2 separate regions of the Homo sapiens genome follow, and region 2 is linked to region 1. A link is a loop called in an ENCODE intact Hi-C map of the cell type or tissue named here. Cell type or tissue: CD4-positive, alpha-beta T cell. All regions are shown on one strand. Links, peaks and the distances in the headings refer to the core of each region. The heading gives the core; the rest is flanking DNA.

Evidence for each region. Peaks named below come from ENCODE experiments on the same cell type or tissue, not always from the same donor. Only the 100,000 strongest peaks of a DNase experiment are listed, where the experiment ranks them.
Region 2: a loop joins it to region 1, with 4 times the contacts of the local background. A loop is called at or near these places in 10 of 110 quality-filtered maps.

What each region holds. Positions count from the first base shown.
Region 1 is chrY:13,477,135-13,483,224 of GRCh38, forward strand. UTY (ubiquitously transcribed tetratricopeptide repeat containing, Y-linked) reads right to left here and starts at 2,899. Exons shown (of 30, transcript NM_001258249.2): 1 at 2,380-2,899; 2 at 2,120-2,183. The coding sequence starts at 2,531. MIR12120 (microRNA 12120) reads left to right here and starts at 2,043; the gene lies at 2,043-2,132. In CD4-positive, alpha-beta T cell, for the core only: no CTCF peak of the experiment used is centred there; DNase peaks (open chromatin) are centred at 1,417, 2,427 and 2,927; H3K4me3 peaks cover 2,854 bases; H3K27ac peaks cover 2,783 bases.
Region 2 is chrY:12,901,747-12,907,836 of GRCh38, forward strand. It overlaps DDX3Y (DEAD-box helicase 3 Y-linked), which reads left to right and starts at 3,122. Exons shown (of 17, transcript NM_004660.5): 1 at 3,122-3,235; 2 at 5,791-5,848. The coding sequence starts at 3,191. In CD4-positive, alpha-beta T cell, for the core only: no CTCF peak of the experiment used is centred there; DNase peaks (open chromatin) are centred at 3,025, 3,525 and 3,925; H3K4me3 peaks cover 3,204 bases; H3K27ac peaks cover 2,272 bases.

The sequences.
Region 1 (6,090 bases), core at 709-5,708:
TCTTGGAGAACAGGTACTATGGTTTGAATATGTCCCCCAAAGTTCATGCATTGAAAACATAATCCTCAATGCAACAGTGTTGTGAAATGATGTCTTTAAGATTTGACAACATCATAAGCAGGCTGCTCTCATGGATGGGTTAATGTCATAGTGAGGATAGGTTCATTACAGAGAGTTAGGCATCCCCCATCTCTTGCACTGTGATATACTTTCTTGCCCTTCCACCTTCTCCAAAGAATGATGCAGCACTAAAGCCCTCATGAAACGCAGCCCCTTGATCCTGGACTTCCCAGCCTTCAGAATCCTGAGCCAAATGAAGTGAAATTGAGTTAATATTTTTTTCATTTCAAAAAAGTCACTGCAGTTTAATATACGGCATTACTCAGTGTTTTATGAAGCTACAGTTCTCCCCAAACATAATGAAACCACTTTCTCATATTTAAAATGTTACTGTAATCAAAATTGGAAAGGATCAATATGTGAAAAAAAAATTCCTTAAAATTTAAACCCCATATTGTCTATCTGAAAAGTTCATTCCAAACTAAAATGTTAACCACAACCCACTGAGAATTTATCCTAACTCCAGCATATGAAGATTTAAAGTTCTCAACCAGTATTTTCCCACATTATCCCAGAAAACATCAAATTACTTTTATTTCATTATCATAACTATTTTAAACATTAAGGCAGATCGAGTCACTGTTGCTTAAATCGTATCATTGATACTATAACATGTTTTTCATAAAGCTATTTTCACTTGCATAATCAAAGTTTAACTCATGTTTCATTTATCAGTCAAATAAAGTGGATTTACTAACTATATATATACACATTATACATACATATATATATTACATTTTAGTTTTCTGATCAGTATTTGCCCCCAAAACAAACATACAAAGGAGATTATAGGTAAAAGAACTCAGCGTCTGTACTGAATTAAACTACAAAGTAAAACGTCTTGGTAAGTAAAATGTTCATCCTGAGAAAATAATTAGTATTTCCTTGTCAAATACAATAATAAACTGAAATTCTTAACTACTGGCTTCAGCATCTAAAAGATGGCGCGATTGTTGTACCGTTCTTATTTCACGGGACCAATTGACAACATACAAATACTTTAACAAGATTTTGGTGAGAGGGTAAAAAACGATACACACAGGAATATTCCAGGGCCAAGTTACGCAACAATTCACGTGGGAGTAACTAAACATGCTGCAATTAATAAGCACATATAGGTTTAAAAATGCTGCTGTCAATGTTGGAGATAACGCAAGAATTCTACTTTTAAATAATAATAATTTTTAATAAGCAACATGAAGCTACGTCAGCGCTCTTTACGGTCTATTCCTTGCTAAGGTTTCCGGGTTAATACCTCCACCCTCTTCCCAAGCTTCCCCCTTTATTGCTCCTCCCCCTTTTTACCCGCCATCTTGGCTGATAGGAGCAGCCATTAACTAAACGACAGTGCCAACTTTTCACACAAACAACAAATTCTTCCCACTGTGAGCATGACACCTAAGAAACAAGGTTCCTGAATGGAAAAAGCACACACATTCATGAAATCACATTTGCAGCACTGTGCATCCTAAAAAAGTCAACAAATCACTAAACTTCAGGCTAAACATACACGCATCAGTTTATAGGTCAAATATCTACTGCAAACTCTTCACCGCTGTAACTTACTTGCTACTTACACTTAGGACACCAGGGATATTTTTTTTAAAAAGGCAAAAAAATGTTTAAAATTAGACACCAAGAGCCAAATACCAAAAGGCGAGGGGAAGAAGCAGGAAGTTATGAATTTTGAAAACTGTACACATTCACTATTTGTGACGCTAAAATTCAGGAACAAAAGGCCCTAAAGTAACAGGCATGTGGTGTAGACCCGGTTTAGCCCGGTCCCAAAGCGTCCGATTTTTTTTTTCCTCAGAGTAGAAGGGAGTCTGGAGCAAGGGGCGAAGTATTCCAGAGTACGGGGACAGCAAAGGCAAGAAACACTTTTCCGACCCCTTGGCCATGGAGCAGAGCCAAAATAAATACTGGCTGGGCGGTAAGGAACGCGGGGCCTTGGTAGAGCAAAGTGCGGACCAAAGACTTTGCGTCTGGTTGCTTTTACCTTGCCTAGTAGGGTCTTCGTTCTGGCGCCATCTTCATGAAGCCTCACGAACCCGAAGAGACGGCTGTAGAGAGAGAGACACAGAGCTTGTTAATGGTCTGAGAAAGCCAGTGACTTGCTCCTTCCCGAGTCCAAGAGCGACAGCGACAGATTGGTGAGTGCCAAGCTGAGGATGACCCCGTCATCAACGTGGGCAAGCTGCGTCCAGGCCTTCCCGGAGAGTATCGCCAGCCAACCAGGCGGGTGATGGAGGTGCGTACCTGTCCATGCCACCAAGCGCCTCCCTTTCCTCGACTGTCAGGCTAACAGACTCCTCTTCACTCTCGCGGCTCGCTTTTCCTTCCGCCATTTTCTTTGCCTCATCACCGAAGGCAACAGCGGCGGTAGTGAGCGACACTGCGCAGGATTTCATGGAAACAACAAATTTCCAAGTCCCACGACGATACCCAACCTTAATCGAGTAGTTGAAAAGACGCCTTCAATCGCTGCTTGAGACTGTGACGCCAATTTTATCGCCTCCTCAGCGGCTGCAAGGAAAAAAGCTGAGGCAAAGACTTAAGCTACCGAAGCACGGGCAGCGGAACTCGGCTACCTGGATCACATCTGGGAAACTACAGGGAAGGCAGAAGCTCGCAGTGCTGGAGAGCACAGCAGAATTTCTTAAAATCACAAACTTTGCCAGCACCAGCACAAAGTTGTAATTGTGTCACGGGCGAACCCCACGCAGCCGCCGCGACCTCCCCGCTCCCAACCACTTAGTTGTAGCCAATCTAGGCGACTGATTCGTCTCACGTGATCTTTGTTGACTTACGTCAGGCATTGCTCCACTGTACTCCTAGGCTGCTGGGACCCCGCCCAGCCAGTTCGCCAAGGACCTAGGAACATGACAGAGGCTGACTGATTCTGACCGCTGGTTGGTTGATGGTCACGTCTATGGAGAAAAGGGTAGTCTCTGGGATGGAACAACCTGTAGGTTGTGCTAGTTAAATGCATTAAGATAGAAAATGGAGTGTCTGTGCTGGGTGTTTTTGCAGTTGCGATACGCTTGAAGGGGAAGAGAGCGATGGGAAGGGCGGCATCGGGCATCACCCACGGGGCGCAAATGCGAAAAGAGGACACCATGGACTTTAGGAGAGTCCGTAATGAGGCTCCCACTGTCACAAGCCTTGCGAATGCGAGACCTTGCGGGGCATGGCAGGGAAGCTGCGCAGGCCCTAAACCTTCACCCTCAAGACTTTTGGCCCTAAGGCCTTGTCACCTCCATAGGCTGGTTCTTTGCCCATTTCCTCTCCACTGACCAAGTCTAAAGAGAAGGCATAATATCTTATGACCTCAGTCGGTAAGCCAGGCCCTAGGGAATCAACGTGGCAACTGCATTTATCAGTTCATGATATTATCTAAACAACAAACGATGAGCAAAAAAAAAAAAAAAAAAAAAAGTTACTCCACAAACCCAAAATGTTTATTTCTATTGTGATAATGATAATTCCGTGAGGTCTCAGTAAGAGTAGGAGCTTCTGTGGACAGGAATTATAAGAACAATAATTAAGACCTTCATCACACTTTCAAGATGCAGTAACCCTTAGAAAAGAAAAAAACACCACTTTTTTCTTACTTTCTCAATTGTAACCAAAATTATAAATAATAGGTAAAAGAATTTATTTCTGAACCCCAAATATCTGAGAGAGGTCTTAGTCAATTTAAAAAGTTTATTTTGCAAGACTTACCCATGATACATTTGCCCAAGGTGGTCAGGGCACAGCTTGCTTTTGTACGTTTTAGGGAAACATGATTGGTTCGGTCAGGTAAGAGGGACAGCTCGAAGCGGGGGCTTCCATGTTAGAAATAGATAAGAGACAGGTCGGGCGCTGTGGTTTACGCCAGTAATCCCAGCACTTTGGGAGGCCGAGGCGGGCAGATGACCTAACGTTGGGAGTTTCAGACCAGCGTCACCAACATGGAAAAACCCCGTCTCTACTAAAAATACAAAATTAACAGAGCATGGTGGCGCATGCCTGTAATCTCAGCTACTCTGAAGACTGAGGCAGGCGAATCGCTTGAACCCAAGAGGCGGAGGTTGCGGTGAGCCGAGATGGCACCATTGCATTCCAGCCTGGGCAACAAGAGCAAAACTCCGTCTCAAAAAAAAAAAAAAAAAAAAAAATGTAGATAAGAGACAAGAGTTTGCATGCTTTTGAGTCCTTGATCAGCCTCCTACTGAATACAGAATTTAGTCCGGCTAGTAACTCTGTATTTTTACATAAATAAATAATAAGGCAGAGGAAGCAATCAGATATGCAGTTGTCTCTTGTGCGCCTCACAGGGATAACTTTGAGTTGGGTCTGTCCTTTGTCCACAAGGAATTTCCTTGTGGGCACGTTGTGAGGAACGTATGTAGCTTCTTATCTTTGTACGTATCTTATTTAGGAATAAAATGGGAGGCAAGTTTAGTGACATAGTTCCCAGCTTGACTTTTCCGTTACTTAGTGATTTTGGGATCCCAAGATTAATTTTTTTTTCTCATATTATATGGCATATGTATGTTGAGGAATTGTGTATATTTTTCTATGTAAAGAATCTATAAAAAGTCTCATATATATTAAACGCCTCTGTTGATTACTGTTTTCAAAAGACAAATTGCATAATATTCCATGTATCAAATAGTTTACTGGTTATACCTCCAGATATTAGATATTACAAAAATGTTAATTATTAATGGCATTAGGGGAAATGTTCCTTTATAAGTGAAGAAATGGTATCTTTTTTTAAGTAATAGATTTGCCTCCTCCAAAAATAGGTATTATATATTTAAACTTTGATGTTTAAATGAGAGGACAGTTTAGAACTTCCAGACAAAAAACTATAACACTAGTGAGAGTTTTGGAAATCCCAGCTGATTTTGCTCAGTAACACGTGTTTTCATTGTTATTTTGAAACTAACAACTAACTCTGATTTTATAGATTATAGTCTATCATGTTCTTTACTCATTCCATTTCAGTTGAATCGCTACACCACAGAATATTTTCAGTAGCTGTACTATTGAAAATGTTATATTAATTGTCATAAGTATATTAGTAAGTATATTAATTGTCATAGTGGTGGCCATCACACCAAGAGGTTTTTGATAATATGCATACATTTGCACAAGCAGACATTCAAATAATGTAGAATATGGCCTTTTCCAGGAATAAGGCCTACCTGTCTCACTTGAGGCAGGTAATTATTACAAAGTGATAGAGCAACATAGAGGTGGGACAGAAATTGCAGTAAAGAATGAATTTGAATTCTGGCTCTGTACAGGCTGTACCTTGGAAAAATTAGCTAATCTCTAACCCAACATTATATATCGAATGTAAATACAAAGCTGCATCCATCCTCATACCTTCATGTACATTTGGCAGATTATAAATCAGACAGTATATAACATTAAGGCCTTACATTCTATGTAACTTTTTGGATCTTACCTGGTTTATAAAATGTAACTACAAAAGATACAAAAATATGTATACTGATAAAAGGCTTATTATTTGTACCCTTTGTAGTGTATAATTTGTCACATGTATGTGAAATGGGTATAAAGCATTCAGATTTAGGTTATTCCCTGAAGAGACTAGACTAATGACTTTATATTATTTTTAAAAAAAAATTTAGTATAACAACACATGGAAGGTAGGGTGGTATAGCAAAAGAAGAAGTAACAAAAATGAGCATTAATTATCGGAAAATTAGAGGATATAACCATTTAACCTGATATATGTGAATGCATGTAGCTTATTTTTTAAATTTATTTATTTATTATACTTTAAGTTCTGGGATACATGTGCAGAACGTGCAGGTTTGTTACACAGGTATATATGTGCCATGGTAGTTTCCTGCACCAATCAACCTGTCATCTAGATTTTAAGCTCTTCATTCATTAGGTATTTGTTCTAATGTTCTCCTTCCCCTTGAACCCCACCCCCGATAGGGC
Region 2 (6,090 bases), core at 589-5,588, 580 kb before region 1:
AGTAGTTGTAGAATAACTGAAAATAGGAAACTGCTATATATATATGTATGTATAATATATATAACCTTTTTTCAGGTACTCCTATTGCAATACCTGCATTTCAGCACTATTCAAAAGTAAAATAAGTCCCAGAGCCAGGTTAGTCATTATGTCCTATTTATTGCTAATTTTCATATACAAATGAGAGCTGTCAGAATTCACAGCTTCTGAATATCAGAAGCTCATGTTTTCCCTGGTCTATACAAAAAGGAAATAAGTGAGGCCAAAAATGTACTTTAACAGTGCTCCATAATACGAATCTCATAAATGAGCTGGAATAGACCCTGAGGTCTTCAAGCCTAGTTTCTCAAGATCGTATTTTGTAAACTTGTGCTAGCAGTTTTGAATATCACAATGATTGGCATGGGCTGCTGACATTTTAGCAGGCAGGGCTCAGGGTGTTAGATGTCCTGTAATTCAGGGACATTCACAGTAGAAAATACTTTGGTTAGGATTTAAACCTACAAAATTGCTTTAAACATAAACTCAAAAGTATTCTTAGGCTGGTTGCAGTGGCTTGTGTCTGCAATCCCAGCACTTTGGGAGGCCAAAGCAGGCAGATCCCTTGAGCTCAGGAGTTTGAGCCCAGCTTGGGCAAAATGACAAAACCCCTTCTCAGTTAAAAAAAAAAAATTAGCCTGGCATGGTGGGTGGTGTGCAACTGCGGTCCCAGCTACCGGGAGGCTAAGGTGAATTACCTGAACCTGGGAGGTGGATGCTGCAGTGAGCCAAGATCCCACCACTGCACTCCAGCCTGGATGAGGAAGTGAGATCCTGTCACAAAAACAAAAACAAACAAACAAACAAACCAAAAGGATTTTTGAATACTTTAAACATACAGGGAGTGTTTTTTTTCCCCCCGAGAAGGCAACGACTGTATAAATTTATATTGTTTTTACCATTTTAGAAATACTACCGTTTGCAACCCTGTTCATAATACAGTGAGTTGTGAATACATTCTGTTTGTATTTGCAGCTAAATTAGGCAACCACTTGTGTATTTGTCAGTGTAGCAGTGGCGGTCATTTACATGCCAAAATACATATTTTATTATAAATATTCTTTTAATTATATAATAATTAGGTTTGTTAGGGGCCAGAGGGGTGTCATTGTGCATCATTTGAGTTTATTTCTTTGGGAGGCAAAGAGAGAGGAAAGGAAGGTCAAAAATGGAGAAGGCCAATAAATTTATTTTATATCACGTGTGAATTTAACTTGAGAATGGTAAAGGTGTCGACACAAAATATGTTATAAAAAAGGAAATCTAGTTGACAACTTTAACTTGCCAAAGCAGTAAACCAACTTCACTCTGGGAACACTGAATAGAAAGTGTATGTTCCAATCACTTTGAATGTTTTAATTTTAAATTCGGAAAAGCAGAAATATTTGTGATAATGTTTTGAGAATGGAGGTATTTGAATTTTAGCACTAGGAAACCCTTTGAAGGACGGTGTAAAATCTGGATATTTAATCTGGTTTCGCTGAGAGTTCAGAGGGAAGAAGTGTTTGTAAAACCACGTATATGGCTATTAGTTAAAGCCAGGAATCTAGTACTAAGCTTTTTTTTTTTTTTTTTTTTTTTTTCCTGCCTGTCTGCTGAATCTGGACTAGAGGGAGGACTGAGAATTTGGCCAAAAAAAGTAACTCCTTCTAGGGCAAAAGACTATTTCCCACCCACTGCAGCGCCTGTAAGTTGTTACGAACGTAGGACAACTTTGGTGTAGTGGTTCCTTCAGTAGGCCGATCCCCCTCAACCCTCATTCTTTTGGGCAACCAAAAGAGTCTTTCACAATCCCATGGCTAGGCTGGCTTTGGGGACGTAGTATAGCACTGGTTAACCTAGGTTGCAGGGTGCCCAGAAAAACAAGGGACCTATGCCAGTGTGCGTTAAGGGCCTAGGTCCCCCGGTAGGTGTGTTATCACCAGGGTCATTCAGTATATAATTGTTTCATTGTTTCGTGAAAACAAGGGACCTATGCCAGGGTGCGTTAAGGGCCTAGGCCTAGGTCCCCTTGTAGGTGTGTTATAATCAACGTCATTCAGTATGTAATTGTTTCATTGTTTCTTCATCACTATGCCAGGGTGCGTTAAGGGCCTAGGCCTAGGTCCCCTGGTAGGTGTGTTATCATCAACGTCATTCAGTATGTAATTGTTTCATTGTTTCTTCATCACTATGCCAGGGTGCGTTAAGGGCCTAGGCCTAGGTCCCCTGGTAGGTGTGTTATCATCAACGTCATTCAGTATGTAATTGTTTCATTGTTTCTTCATCCTGTGATGCTAAAGCCGTATGCTCATAAAGCGCAGGCACACCGGTAGAAAAACTAGAGGGGTCTGGAGTTCCTAGGTGAACCCCAGCAGCCTAACCCTGTCAAGTCTGTCGAGCCTCTGGCTGGTCACACGTGCTGCGGAATCCACTCAGCTTTCCTCAGGTGCAGTCAGGTCCATCCTGCAGAGGGACCTTCTGCGGACCTGTTCTTTCACCTCCCTAACCTGAAGATTGTATTCAAACCACCGTGGATCGCTCACGTAAAATGGTCACTGCGCCTAACACCTGGGATCCCGTAACCCTTATCTATCTTGGCTTCAGAGAGTTTTTTGACTAGTTCCAACTTTGCTGAAGCTTGTCAAAGGTAGGTGACGGCTAGTTGGAACGGAAAAATTTTACGAAACTTCCTATTCTCAGAAGTAAAAGGGAAGAGAGAGTGCTTAAGGAAGAAGGGAAGTTGAGGGTGGGTAAGGAGGGAGCGGGAGTTAGTGGTAGATTGTCACTGTGTTTAAGATTTCCCCAAGGCGAAAAAGGCGAAAGATATCTTGCTAGATCCCTAGAATTCGAAGGCATTAGGAGAGGGCGGGGATAGCAAACATCGCGCGAATTTTGAGAGGCGCTGGGACTACGTAATCCCGCGATCTTATGACTAAACGAACGCGATTTAGGGAGAAGTAACGGTAGCGATAAAGGGATTGGGTGGTGGTGGTGGAGGGGTGGAGCCAACGATTACGCACGTTGTGCGTGCTGTCGTATAGCTGTGGGAGGGGCCATATTACCGCGTAGGCTAACCAGTGCGCTTAATAGCTGTAGGTCCAGTGTAAGAGTTCCGCTATTCGGTCTCACACCTACAGTGGACTACCCGATTTTTCGCTTCTCTTCAGGGATGAGTCATGTGGTGGTGAAAAATGACCCTGAACTGGACCAGCAGGTGAGTCAAAGTAAGCCTACCGAGGCTTTCTACGGGACCCTTTACTTGGCCTGACGGTTTGTGGCGCACTGTTAATTGGTTTTTCAGTTTCACTTCTGGTGGGTTCGTGTGTTATGTGACTGGGACTCTAGGGAAATGGGGAGAGAAACTGCATGAGACCATGACAAGACCACGTACGGAAGGGATCGTGCGATGGCAGTAACGTTAATGGTAGTGGTTACGCTGGTATTCTGGTATAGTACTGGGCCTCACGCAATGGCGGCTTTTGTGTTTGCTTGTCCCGTGGAGACGCGCATGTGCGACCACGAACCCGTTTGTGAGGGGGCGGGGGAGGGAGGCGGTTCGCAAAAGCGGACCGTTTTTATGTCCAGGGTGAGGCTCTTATCTGGCGCCCCTGACGTATTCGCAGTAGTGTCATTGTTAAGAAGAAAGTGTATTCAGGCCACCCAGTTTGTGTAGCGAGAAGAAAGAGTAGTATGGTCTTTGCTCGGGCAAATGGCCAGAGTCTTTGTGTATACAATTGTGTGACTTGGCAGCGCTGTGTTCCTTGAGCAGAGGGGCCAGGCCTGTGGAATTCTTGAAGACGAGTGACTATAATATAGCACAACGTAACAAGTATCCTGTATCTTGTTTCTGGTGGGGTCCCGTAGCCACGGAGCAACCGTTGCCCGGGTGCTGAGCGTGCCGAAACTGGGCTTCCGGTATGGAAAGTTTTGTGACGCAGAAGGACCGGAAAGGGATGGTGGGGAGGGTAGGGAAGGATGGCTGCCGCGTGCTTCTCTTGACCCTGTAGAAATAATGGAAATTGGACGCCCGCGGAAAGACACCTGGAAGGTTAGAGATCCAGCATTGCGCTACACCCCTTTGTTAATTCAGTCACTGGACAGCCGCCTAGCCGAGAGCTGTGCGGTTTTTATATGGTATTGTATCTTTACTTTAGGCGATACATGCAGAAGTCGTCCGGTAGAAAACTAACCTCGAATGTTGATTAGCGGGACAGGTTATTTGTGGTTTACTTTCTTGTTATCGCCGAAGGATTGTTGATATAGGTTTAACTGTGTTTCCATTAAGGGCAGATCCTTTGGAAGTTTGGGCGATGAGGCAGAAGATAGGTGGTCTACGTGTTAGATCAGGCTCGTTTTCTGTGTCAGGAACCTACCGCGCTTTTGCATTTGGCACACCAGTCGTTTGCAAGCTTATCCCTGCATTTCTGCCTCCCAAGTCTAGGGGAGAGAATGAATAAAGAGCATACATTTTTTTTTTAACCAAAAAATACCGTCGGAACTTCTTAGTTGTAATTAAAGCTTAGTGATGCTAAATGATTTTAAATTTTGCTGTTAGGTGTCGTTTGAGGGATTTAATGGTCTGCCTTTGAAGGTTATTTTTCCACTGACGACGTATTAACGCCTGCAGTTTACTGAGACTTGACGTGTTAAATAGACCACAGAAATAGAAAATTAAGAGCCTGGGCAATACGCATTTATGTTTTCTATGTAATTGGCATCCCTTTAACTCTTGATAAACCGTGCTGTCTAGTTCACTAGAATTAAGTAGTAAATTCAGATGGCAAGATTTTTAAGTACAGTAGTATCTTAATTGATGATTCATGTAATGTGATAGTATCTTGAACTTATATATGTAAGCTTTCTACGGCATAGAAAGTTTGTGCAAAAAGGTGACCAAGGTGCTCTTGGCATTGGTCTTAACGTGTTTTTTGAAAAAAATCTATTTTAACGTACATGGTTTTTTCCCCCACCCCCGCCACCGCTTCAGAGTTGTTCTAGGTAAGGTATTATGCTGAAAGCCCTTAAAGCGAAATAACCTTTTTTCTAGTTTTAAAATCCATCAGTATAAGGAGGCATGAATTGAGATTGGATATGTCATTTTAGAAACATTAAATACGAGATGTGTTGCTTTTTAACTTCGCAACCAAAGACCTCCGAATTTGATGTTTAGAATGGGAGAAATAAATGCTACCATCTCCATAAAGTATCGAACATTAAGTGACAGCTGTGTAAAGCCGCGTAGTACTCAAAACATAGTGAAGTTTTTTTTTTTTTTTGAGCTTTTGATGTTTAGGAATTTATCTGCATTAAAAATAGTTGTACCGTCTTCAGGGCAAAGATAAATTAAGGAATCTTCAAATGATTTTAATGTCCATTTATTTTTAGGGTTAGAATATCAAGAAAACCACTGTCATTGGGAACATTTCACTATCATGACTGTAGCTAAATTGGATGTTGAAGTTACTGAGAAATTGATGGTAAATTTTTTTAGTTAGGAAAGTTTTCACTTCGGAAAATTGTTAAGGAAAATTTGTTTTGAATTAATGAATTTGAACTCATTACTGTGAAACTGCTGGTATTCAGCTGATGCCATTTGCATTTGTCATGGTTGGTAGACCTGGACATCTTTAAAATTTGGCAGGTAATACCAGGCCGACATGGCAGCTAAGTTTGTGGTACAGGATAAGATTGGAATCTAGGTCTCATTTGTCTTTTGTGATGTTATCTGTTCTTGTGTATCAGCATGTGAGCTATTGATATCTCTTCTAGCTTGCTAATCTGGACCTGAACTCTGAAAAACAGAGTGGAGGAGCAAGTACAGCGAGCAGTAAGTAAAACTTTTTTTAAAAATGGAGTGTTTATCAGAGCTTAATGTTAATGTCTTACTGGACTTGTTAATTTTAAATTTACATTTTTTTCTTTACAACTTGACTATATGAAAATATGAGATATTTTGGTGTGTCTGGGTAATAAAATACACTGTTTACCTATGTCTGCTGAAAATACAAAAAATTATCCTGGCGCTGTGGTACGTGCTTGTAGTCCCAGCTACTCATGAGGCTGAGATGG